3 separate regions of the Homo sapiens genome follow, and all the other regions are linked to region 1. Evidence: chromatin contacts called from ENCODE Hi-C data. All regions are on one chromosome and are shown on one strand. Each heading gives the region's core, a stretch centred on a gene start or an enhancer-like site at or near the end of the contact. The rest is flanking DNA. Distances are from core to core; before and after follow the strand shown. Region 1 overlaps LOC107987026 (a long non-coding RNA gene). Region 2 holds the start of IFNA16 (interferon alpha 16). Region 3 overlaps CDKN2B-AS1 (CDKN2B and CDKN2A antisense cis and trans regulatory RNA 1).

Evidence for each region. A loop is a pair of places that touch in the nucleus more often than their neighbours do. Pooled maps may share reads with other maps.
Region 2: a loop to region 1 is called in a pooled map, with 2.4 times the contacts of the local background. The contact joins the promoter of IFNA16 here to the enhancer-like site in region 1. A Hi-C loop is called at or near these places in 4 of 50 pooled maps.
Region 3: a map with no recorded cell type shows a loop between it and region 1 (1.9-fold over the local background). The contact joins two enhancer-like sites. A Hi-C loop is called at or near these places in 1 of 168 maps with a recorded cell type or tissue (CD4-positive, alpha-beta T cell) and 4 of 37 single-sample maps with no recorded cell type.

The regions. Positions count from the first base shown.
Region 1 is chr9:21,707,874-21,711,472 of GRCh38, reverse strand. All of the region lies in intron 1 of LOC107987026 (a long non-coding RNA gene), which reads left to right. Among named protein-coding and RNA genes, the nearest start is that of MTAP, 93 kb to the left of the region's middle. Within about 2 kb of position 1,816, at least 2 of the 41 ENCODE cell types and tissues checked have a DNase peak (open chromatin) inside an H3K27ac peak, as active enhancers do.
Region 2 is chr9:21,215,636-21,219,234 of GRCh38, reverse strand. It overlaps IFNA16 (interferon alpha 16), which reads left to right and starts at 1,924. Exons shown (of 1, transcript NM_002173.3): 1 at 1,924-2,862. The coding sequence starts at 1,930. The coding sequence ends at 2,499.
Region 3 is chr9:22,050,752-22,054,350 of GRCh38, reverse strand. All of the region lies in intron 6 of CDKN2B-AS1 (CDKN2B and CDKN2A antisense cis and trans regulatory RNA 1), which reads right to left. Among named protein-coding and RNA genes, the nearest start is that of CDKN2B, 43 kb to the right of the region's middle. Within about 2 kb of position 1,655, at least 5 of the 41 ENCODE cell types and tissues checked have a DNase peak (open chromatin) inside an H3K27ac peak, as active enhancers do.

The DNA of each region.
Region 1 (3,599 bases), core at 567-3,066:
CAAGTTGGCTAGGTCACACAGCACCCAGGTATTTTATCAAACATTATTCTAGATTTTTCTGTAATGGTTTTTTAGATGATATTTACATTTAAATTAGTAGAATTTGAGTAAAGCAAATTACCGTTCATTATGTGGGTGAAACTCATTCAATCAGGTTAGGGCCTTAGTAGAAAAAGACTGAACTCCTCAGAATAAAAGGGAACTCTGCCAGCAGCCTGCCTTTGCACTCAAACTGCAACTCTTCCCTGGATCTCCAGCCTGTTGGTCTACCCTTGCAGATTTTGGATTTACCAAGCCTCCACAACTGTGTGAGCCAATTCCTTAAAGTAAGTCTTTCTTCTTATATGTATGAAGATATGTGTACTAACAGGATGTGGTACAGATCCTGTTGGTTCAGACACACACATGCCTACACACACATGAACACACACACATAGATATCCCCCCCCCACACACGCAAGCACACACATCCTGTTGGTTCTGCTTCTCTGGAGAACTCTGAGTAATACAATGCCTAATGGGCTGTGATGAGCAAGTGAAAGGGTAAAAAAATCTAAGTTACAATAATGAAAGAAACATACACTTAATATATCACAGCAAAATAAACAGATAAGCCAGAATAGAGGTTCTCAAGCCTGACTGCTGCCCAGGGGAGCATTAAAAATATCCTGAGGCATACGCCCTACCCCCACCACTAAGATTCTAACTTATTAGATCTGGGTGGGACCCAGGCATCAGAATATTTAAAGAGCTCCTCAGCTCCCCAAGTAATGCTAATCTGTAGCCTCATGCTATCAATCTTGCAGTAGAAGAATGGCCATACCTTAAGGCTGTTCATAAAGGAATGCTCCTCCGGCCTACGAAGAAATATCTGTAAAAAAAAGTAACTAATTGAAGGAACTTAAAATGAGAAAAATACAGATTATTTTGTATTTTTGTAAGGCAAACTCAATGCTCCATGAGAATACCATTAATTTATTCATTTACTCATTTAAAGTTATTTATTAAGTAGATATGTGCTTAAACTCTAGGCTAGAGTCTGAATGACAAGAAATTCAGTAAAACTGGGTATCTGGCTTTTAGGGGCTCAAAGTTTATTGGTGTAGACAGATACTTAAACAACTACAATAGAATAAATGAAATTCTTCTTTTAAGCAAACATTTATTGAACACTTAGGTGCTAGAGCCATATATGTATGATTTAAAAAAAATCCCCACAATAACTCTCTAAAGTAAATATTATCCCACAGTTAGTAGAAGGTAGACTTAAGATCTACCCAGGCAATCCAGCTCTGGAATCTGTGCTCTTAATCAATGCATAGTATATAATTATGTATAGTATAATCTAGGATTATATAATCCCAAAATTATGAAATTCTTAAGAAAGTTCAGCAGAAGAAGCCATTAGTGTACTTCACAAAGAACACACGATTAACTTTTAGAATGGTAACCTTATTCATTCCTATGATCTTAGGACACTAAGCAAGTTATTTGGGAAATCACAAAAAGTGCTGTGATACTTTGAGCATTGCTGTGCTAAACTGCAAAAAAAATTCTGGGAAACTCTGATTTTGTTGTGTAAGGGTCGTTTTCTGAGCATAGTATGAAATCTTATGGATTATATAATAGTAAAGTAGAAAAACATTTTGGAAAGGACTTCATCTAAATTTCTCATTTTGATATGAGGAGACTGATGCCTAAAGTGGTTAAGTGCAATCATTAAGACTACTCAACAAGTTAGCCGCAGAGCCAAAACAAGAACTCAAGGCTCAGTCTTGGTTTTAAAACTCATGTTCACATAGTGTACCCTCTAGTGGCCACTTTGTGCATGACGACTTAACCTCCCTTATCAAAGTTGAGTGTATCAAGGGTAGGAGTTGACCCACTGGTTCAATCCGACTCTGATTTTTGAAAATTTGGAATTGAGACCAATTGAGAGAAGGCTTTTTTTTTTTTCTTGTTGGTAGAAGGCTGTATTTGTAAAGCATAAGCTCTGAAGCCACAGGCTCCGTATTTTCCACACAAGGAAAGAAGATTTAGAGTGATACTAACTGCAATAGAAGATAAATCTTCAAATCTTAATAGCTTAACGGAATAGGTAGAACTTAACAGATAGCACTTTACTTCTCAGTAACATCAAGTCCATGGTGGAGGAGGGAGGTGTTGATGATAGGGCAGGGGGCATGCAGTTATTCAGGGACCAAGCTCCTTTTATCCTGTGGCTCCTAACCTCCTCCAAGGCTTTAGTTTTCATCATTCTGCCGGTAGATTAGGAGAGATAGAAAGTACAGAATTTCATGGGAGCTTATAGGTCAGAATTTGAAGTGGAAGCCAGAAGTGAGCTACGTGGTTACATCTAATGGCCCATGTGGTCTAGTTACATCCCCAGAAGAAAAAAAAGGAATTTGCTGAACAACCAGCCAATGCCTGCCACGTGGAAGAAACCAGTTGATAGACAGCAAGAGGAATGAACAGATGGACTGAGAGGAAGAGAGGTAAAATGGTGAGAAAATCTCGATGGCTTTCTAGGCTCTGGTGTCAGCCCCTTCCTGAGGCCCCACTGCATCCCTGCAGCTGGATTCTGTAAGACATTTAGGACATTCTGTATCCTTCTAATTCCCCTATTCTGCTTAAACTAGCTGATGCTGGTTTCTGTAGTTTACAACGAAGACAGTCCTAAGAAATACTCACATTCAGGAAGATTGTAACAGCTTGGAAGATACATATGTCTTCAAAATCACCCACAGTGTCTATAGAAATGTACTGTGAGTTTCATTTACTTGTATCTACTTCCGTAATGACATTGGCAGCCTGGAGATTAGTATTTACAATTGTGCTAAACCCCTTCATACAGATGCTGCAGCTTAAGTCAGCATAAAAAAAAGCAAACCAAGACAGTATGAGCAAGCTGCGCCAGAAAGAGTTGGTTATTAAATCACACACATTGATTTATAGCTTCAGTTTGCCTTTACCTAAATGTCTAGTTATTTAACAGCTGTTATGAATCAGCCAGATAGAGGATTAAGAAGGACTGGGGGTTAGGGGAGAAGTCGATGAAAAAATGCTTTAATCTTATGCTACAATAGAGGAACAAGTTGAGTCAGGTATCATGCAGTAATTTGGGTTCTCTGATGCTTCTTAAAGGGGAGTATTGTTCAGCTGGAACGTGAAACAGTGTAACATAGACCAGTAGGCTATGTACATGTTAACCACATCTGTGAGTGAGGTAAGTAATACTGGGTCCCAGGTAGGAAGCAATGTATCAATAAATATTGGAAGTAGCTGGCTCTGTCAAAATGTTCCCACTCTCATTGGCTGTAAATAGATAATTGACTTCAGAAGTTTGTTTGGGAACATTAAAATTTAACAAGAAGTAATATAAGTTAAGACATAGGTGACCAAATAGAAATCAAGGCAGAATTCGGTTAGGGTGGTTCCTTAGCTGATTATGTTTAATCTCCACACCAAAGTCTTGGATAATAATCAGGAAGGATTTACCAAGTGGAAGTATCTCTTTGTAAAAATTTCTTTTACACGAGAATTCATAAAGGCAAAAAAGGACTTGCTGAGAATATCTGAACCTCCATCTATTCTCAGAT
Region 2 (3,599 bases), core at 675-3,174, 490 kb after region 1:
CTACTAGTGTCATCTAAAGATTATCACGTGATTTGAAACTGAAATTTATAAATGATGGAAAAATGATGTCACAAGTATCTACCGTTCACATACACATTCTGGGGATTTGATCCAGGGAAGGAAAGCTGTAGGATTATTTGGGGGATAGAGGCTATTATTCCCTACTTTTGGGAATAGTAAATTGTCTGATTCCTATAAACTGTGTGAATTGGAGAGTTTGAAATTAGATATGTGACTCTGTATTTGACACCAGGCTACTTATTTTCTATTATCACAAAATAGAGGACAGATTAGAGATGAAGCCATAAATAGTTAACATAGTGCTAGCAAAGGATGATATTATGCTGCTCTTGCAACTTGTATCCCCAGATCTACATGAACCTTAAAAAAACTAGAATCCCAGTGGTTTAAGCAGTAAACTAAATGGGCATTATTGACTCTCAGTAAAAGCTGAATGGAAACTTTTGTCATTGTCTATTACAATCCCAGCAAATATGGCCATGAGGAAGCAAAATAGCTTCATTCTTGAACACTTTCCAGTAGAAGAAAAAATGAGAAACTAGTAAAAACTCCACTTACTAAATAGCTGATTTGCTAAAGCAGACCTCATTCCATTTAAAGACTCAGTATCTATAGGGCCAAGGCAAACTAACTTCTTAGGCAAAAGAAAAGGTAGAGTCAGAGTTCAGGACCACTCTGAAAATTAATTCTTTACATGATAATATATTCTAAGTCACATATGTCTATGTGATACTTCTCCTAAGGGTTCTCGAAGTATAAACTAACCTAACACATTACAATAGTTGGTGATTCTCTAACAACTCTGTCCAACAAAATTTCATTGCTTAATATACATCTCTCTCATTGGATTTTCTGCTGTATCACATGAGAAGCACTGATATTGAGTTCCTGAAGATACACAAAATATTTGCAAGATCAGTGTTACAAACCTATGGCAAATAGAAGACTGTGATAGGAGGACATTCTGTCCATTTTTGCTTGATCTTAAAATCTTATCATAATATGTGGCTTTAACCTGCACACCTTTGGGCTGCCATTGACTATCTTATGGTTATTGCTTATGTTTGATCCTCAGTTCTTCAGGATGTTTTGTAGACTTTGAGAATTCAATGCAAATAGCTTGTATCATATGATTTATTTCTAGTACAGTTATTCAACACATCAATATTTATGTCAAGTGCTGAAAAGAAAAAAGTGTTGGCAATATCTGGATGAATACTGCAGCTAGTAAAGTTTACAAATTATTTTCTCATATTAAGCAAAATTCAAAGCTTCATACACTATGAGAAAAATTTTAAAAAATTATTGATTCATATATTTAGTAGTTTTCAATGATTCAGTATGTAATTACATTCATATTAACGTGTATTTATATAGCTTTTATATTGCATATGTAATTTGATAAAATATAATTTACATTAATGAATTACACTAAAAGTTATTCCAGAAATATACTTATCAAATTAAGTTATATGTCAACAGCTTTTAAACTTAGATTTTAGTTTAACTTTTCTGTCATTCTTAACTTTACATTGAATAAAAAGAGCAAACTTTATAGTTTTTATCTGTGAAGTAGAGGTATACGTAGTATACATAAATAGATATGCCAAATCTGTGTTATTAAAATTTCATGAAGATTCCAATTAGTAAAAAATACCATAAAAGTCTTTGAGTGCAGGGGAAAAATAGGCAATGATGAACAAAATGAAAAACATATGTAAACACATGTAGAGAGTGCATAAAGAAAGCAAAAACAGAGATAGAAAGTAAAACCAGGGCATTTAGAAAATGGAAATTAGTATGTTCACTATTTAAGAACTATGCACAGAGCAAAGTCTTCAGAAAACCTAGAGGCCAAGGTTCAAGTTTACCCATCTCCAGTAGCCTAGCAATATTTGCAACATCCCAATGGCCCTGTCCTTTTCTTTACTGATGGCCGTGCTGGTGCTCAGCTACAAATCCATCTGTTCTCTGGGCTGTGATCTGCCTCAGACTCACAGCCTGGGTAATAGGAGGGCCTTGATACTCCTGGCACAAATGGGAAGAATCTCTCATTTCTCCTGCCTGAAGGACAGATATGATTTCGGATTCCCCCAGGAGGTGTTTGATGGCAACCAGTTCCAGAAGGCTCAAGCCATCTCTGCCTTCCATGAGATGATCCAGCAGACCTTCAATCTCTTCAGCACAAAGGATTCATCTGCTGCTTGGGATGAGACCCTCCTAGACAAATTCTACATTGAACTTTTCCAGCAACTGAATGACCTAGAAGCCTGTGTGACACAGGAGGTTGGGGTGGAAGAGATTGCCCTGATGAATGAGGACTCCATCCTGGCTGTGAGGAAATACTTTCAAAGAATCACTCTTTATCTGATGGGGAAGAAATACAGCCCTTGTGCCTGGGAGGTTGTCAGAGCAGAAATCATGAGATCCTTCTCTTTTTCAACAAACTTGCAAAAAGGATTAAGAAGGAAGGATTGAAAACTCATTCAACATGGAAATGATCCTCATTGATTAATACATCATCTCACACTTTCATGAGTTCTTCCATTTCAAAGACTCACTTCTATAACCACCACAAGTTGAATCAAAATTTTCAAATGTTTTCAGGAGTGTAAAGAAGCATCGTGTTTACCTGTGCAGGCACTAGTCCTTTACAGATGACCATGCTGATGTCTCTATTCATCTATTTATTTAAATATTTATTTATTTAACTATTTTTAAGGTTTAAATCATGTTTTATGTAATATCATGTGTACCTTTACATTTTGCTTAATGTAACAATATATGTTCTTCATATTTAGTTAATATATTAACTTCCTTTTCATTAAATTTTTACTATACAAAATTTCTTGTGTTTGTTTATTTTTTAAGATTAAATACCAAGCCTGACTGTATAACCTGACTTAAAAATAGATGATTTAAGTAAGTTACCTATCATAATTTTATTCAAGTTATAGAAAAATATATTTTTCTATACCACGTTATATGTTGCCTTCAGGATATAAACTTGAACATAAAAAATACAGTTCTTGTTGTCTTGTATCTTTGATTTTTGTCAGGAAATGTTTCTAAAAACAATAATAATGCTGAATTAATATCAGTTATACTAACTGCTGTAATGTGAGGAAGTAAAAAAAAACAATGAATTCCTCTTAGCAGAACATAGATTAAGAAATGTCTGCAAGTAAAAGTAGAGATACTCTCTATAAACTGACTTTCAACATGTAATTGAAAATGTACATTGCAAGTCAGATATATGAGTTTGCAGTTTCCAAGGAATACGATATCTGGAAGTTCATAACTGGCAATGGAAAGGCCTAAAATGAAGGCTGTCATGTGGGGAGCAAGCGGAGAGGGAAAAAAAGACTTAAACTGGATTCTGAGGAACTTCCACTATTAAAGTGGGGGAACAGAAGACACACAAAGAAAACAGAGGTGGAATACCTTATCATTAGAAGGACGAGAGGGAATGATGATAAAATGTATTTAGAAGGAATGATGATAAATGGTGCTGGAAAAACTGGATAGCCATAGGCAGAAAATTGAAACTGGACCACTTCCTTACACCTTATACAAAA
Region 3 (3,599 bases), core at 406-2,905, 340 kb before region 1:
CCTCCTATGTGTCTTACGTGTTTTAGATTTGTAGACAAATGTAGTGACTAAGAGCATGCACTCTGGCGTCAAACTGCAGAGATTCACATTCCAGCTCCATCATATGGTAGCTGTGCGACCTTGAGAAAGTTACTTAACTTCACTTCTTATGTCTGGATTCTTCATCTGTAAAATAGAAATGATAATAGTACCTATCTCACAGGATTGTTGTGAGGATTAAATGAGATAGTGTGTATAAATTGTTTATCACCAGCTTATAGTATGTGCACAAGAAATGCTAGCTAAGGTTATTATTATAATTTCCGTTTTGCAGATTAGGACCCTAAGCCCTAAAGAGGGTCAGTAACTTATCCCAGGTCACACAGTTAGTTATGAGTTAACTTTTTTTTTTTTAATTTAAGGCTGCTTATTGCAAAGCCTGTGCTTTTTTGCTAAACCATCTCTTTTTCTGTTACGTATGTCCTAAGTAAAAATCCTTATTTTTTCCTTCGATGGCTGTAACAATTAGCTAGTGACGGTCTACAAGACATCAAGGAGGACCTAAGGAATAAAATACAGCAATCAGGTCTAAAACAAATATATGTTGCTATTTCTTCTTTGTATGCACCATAGTAGTATACTGTATTTCCATTAGAAGTTATGTTAATAAGAAAATTTTTGAATGTTCTTGCTCCAAACATCAGCATATACTTGCATTCTCTTACACTGGGAAGAAAGAAAGTGGTAGAAAGAAGTCATCTGGAAGGTAGCTCTGGCTACGAGTTGGAGGAAAAGGGAAGAGAGAGAAAAACAAGTTATCAGTGGTACACATAGTCAGGGCCAAAACTTTATAAACCAAACAGAATTTCCACAGACCTAATGATCACTGGGAATTATCTGCCAAGCTGCTAGGTGAAACATGCTGAAAAACAGCCTGGGCCTATGGCAAACATGTTTAGCTTTATGATTTTCTTCATCCCCTCTTCTGACTTGCACAATGTTGCCCCCAACTGTCTTCTAAAACTAATCACTCTTTCATGGTCAATGGAAACTTAGAAACCTAGATTCTCAAACGTTTGCTAAAAAAGCCCAGGTCTTTCTAGACATCTGTAGATAGATAAATAACCTAGTGATAAAGAATATACATTCTGTTCAGGTCCATCCTCCAGCTCCGTCCCATATTAATTGTGTGATAATCCAAACTGGTTGTTTTGTGCTAAGATTCCTACTTCCTGCACTTTCAGATTCACATACTCAGAGCTAGAAAACTTTTGAGAGTACAAGGTGATAACTACTGCAAATTCACAGAAGATTACATAAGTATAAATAGTCAACCTAACCTCCCTCTTCCTCTAACATTTTCTCACAAAACTAAAAAGTTTGGAAACTCCTTTTCTTAATGCTGGCGCCAGTTCAGCCACACTCTAGAAGGTATTGGTTTCATGAACTACAATGTGGAATCATCAAAATAAAGGGGCAGGATGAGAAAAAATGACAGCATGGGGCTTTGTGGTGTGTAGATTTAGTTGCTCATACAAGAACCTGGGAGGGGGAACCCCCCAAAAGATTAGTCACTTCATTTTATGTTGAGAACCCAATTCAGGTTAACAAAGTGTTGCCAACAAAGGAGATGAGAAAATGGCAGTATTCACTTGCTCTGGACTGAATAAACAAATGCGGGATTTGTGGGCTGACTAATGTCCTGGGATAAACCAGGCAGTCAGCCAAATTCTACGAGTTTTGATGAAAAGACAGCAAGCCCACACTTTTCTTCATGAAGAGTGCTCTGTGGGAGTATTGATGTCCACATGGGCAGCCTGGGTCTTCAACTTGCCTTAAAGATTCGCCCTTATCCAGCCACAGGAAATTCTCAATGCTTCTGTAATTGAAAACCTAGATCAAATGACAGAAGCTAAATTCCTTCTTCTTGAGAAGTGTTATCTGTCATGCATCTCTTTGTAGAAACGTGTTATCATTGTCCTTTTTTAAGCACTACATTACTCTGAAAATATACAGTTAGGTCACTAAAATGTGACTCTAGCTTTTCATTCATTCATTTCATTCACTGAATGCCTGCTATGCTCTAGGGACCATGTAGGGCTTTGTATATAGAACACTTAATGAGTCAGACATTGAAGCCCCCCATCCAGCCTCGAAATTCCAAGGGCACTGAAAAAAGTAAAATAGTACTTGTAATTTCATTGGGGGAAACTATTAAAATTTGAAATATTTTGGTGAGAGAGGCAATAAGTTTTTCAATTAAGGTCTTAATACAAGGTTGTAGGGAAGTCAGAAATGAGAATGTGGAGTTTCCTTTAATCTGGCCACCAGGATCCCCCACCATGATGTGAGGACCACAGTCATGATTTAACCTCAGGCTAAAATGGATTTTATTACAAACTGTGCAGCTAGTGAAATGTCAAGGGTTGTTTCACAGGATCTTAACTAACACAAGAAAAACTTCCTAGCAGCAGCTGATGCAAACTCCTTTAAATGTATACGTCTAATTTATCTATCCAGATAATAAATATACGTGGTATATGCAGGCTGAAAACAAAATCCCTGGAGTGTTTCGATGTGAGTATAATATACCTAGAAGCAAAAACTTCACTGATATAAAGGATGCATTTTATGAGTCTCCACAAAAATCTCCAACTTTTTATGAAATGTAAGGCCTTCTTAAGTAGTGTTTACTACATACAGCTTTCATAGTTCCTATATGAATACCTACTCTCCATGATTTATCAGCCTTCTAGAGTCCCAGTAGGATGCTGCCAAATTGCAAATTTGGAGAATTAGTTTTAAGAAACATTGTATATAACTGCCTTTGGAAGAAAATTCAGGTAGATTAGCAAAGATTTTAAGCAAGTCCTTTCACAAAAACCTGCAGAATTTCAAGGAGTCTGGGGTTTATGAAATCATCAAATCAATACCAAGTTTAACACATTTATGTTACTCTTATAAGCATAACTCTTTGGGAATAAAGGTATTACAAAAACAAGATTTGGAAAAGGAGGCTAGCTCTTGTTTAATTACTGTGAAGAGCAGAGAATTGAAAGAAAAACTACACACTAGTTGGAAAAGTGCTACTCGGGTTTAAAAAATAGAAAAAGAAAATCTGAGATTGGGATTGGACGATAAGCAGGTAGCAGAAGCAACAAAATGTCTCTTTCATTTTCAGCTCAGGGGGCCCCTTAAAGGAGCAGGCTGAAATGTACAGCCCACAAACCAGAGGAAGGCCTGCACAGGAAGTAGAGTGGAAATTACAGTTGAATGGACTCTGAAACAGGATGAAGCCAGTCCATGTGAGGTTCATGAAAACCAAGTAGACAATATGAACATCCAAGTGTTTCCTTGTGTCATTAACTCAATATTACATTCTGATTTCAAACACCATGGAACCACAGTGAAAAAGCTGCAAAAACGGTAGCCGTTTTTTCAAAACTTCTTTCTGCTGTTTGCTTGTCAGAGCTGATCAGACTCTTCCTTGAGCACTTTGCAGGTCACACACTGGATCCCACTGAGGTGAACTATTTGAAGGGTGATATCAGATTTCCCAGCAAAATTAGATAAGCAGATTGACATGGCAAGAAGCATGAGTTAGCATAAGGAGCTTCCCT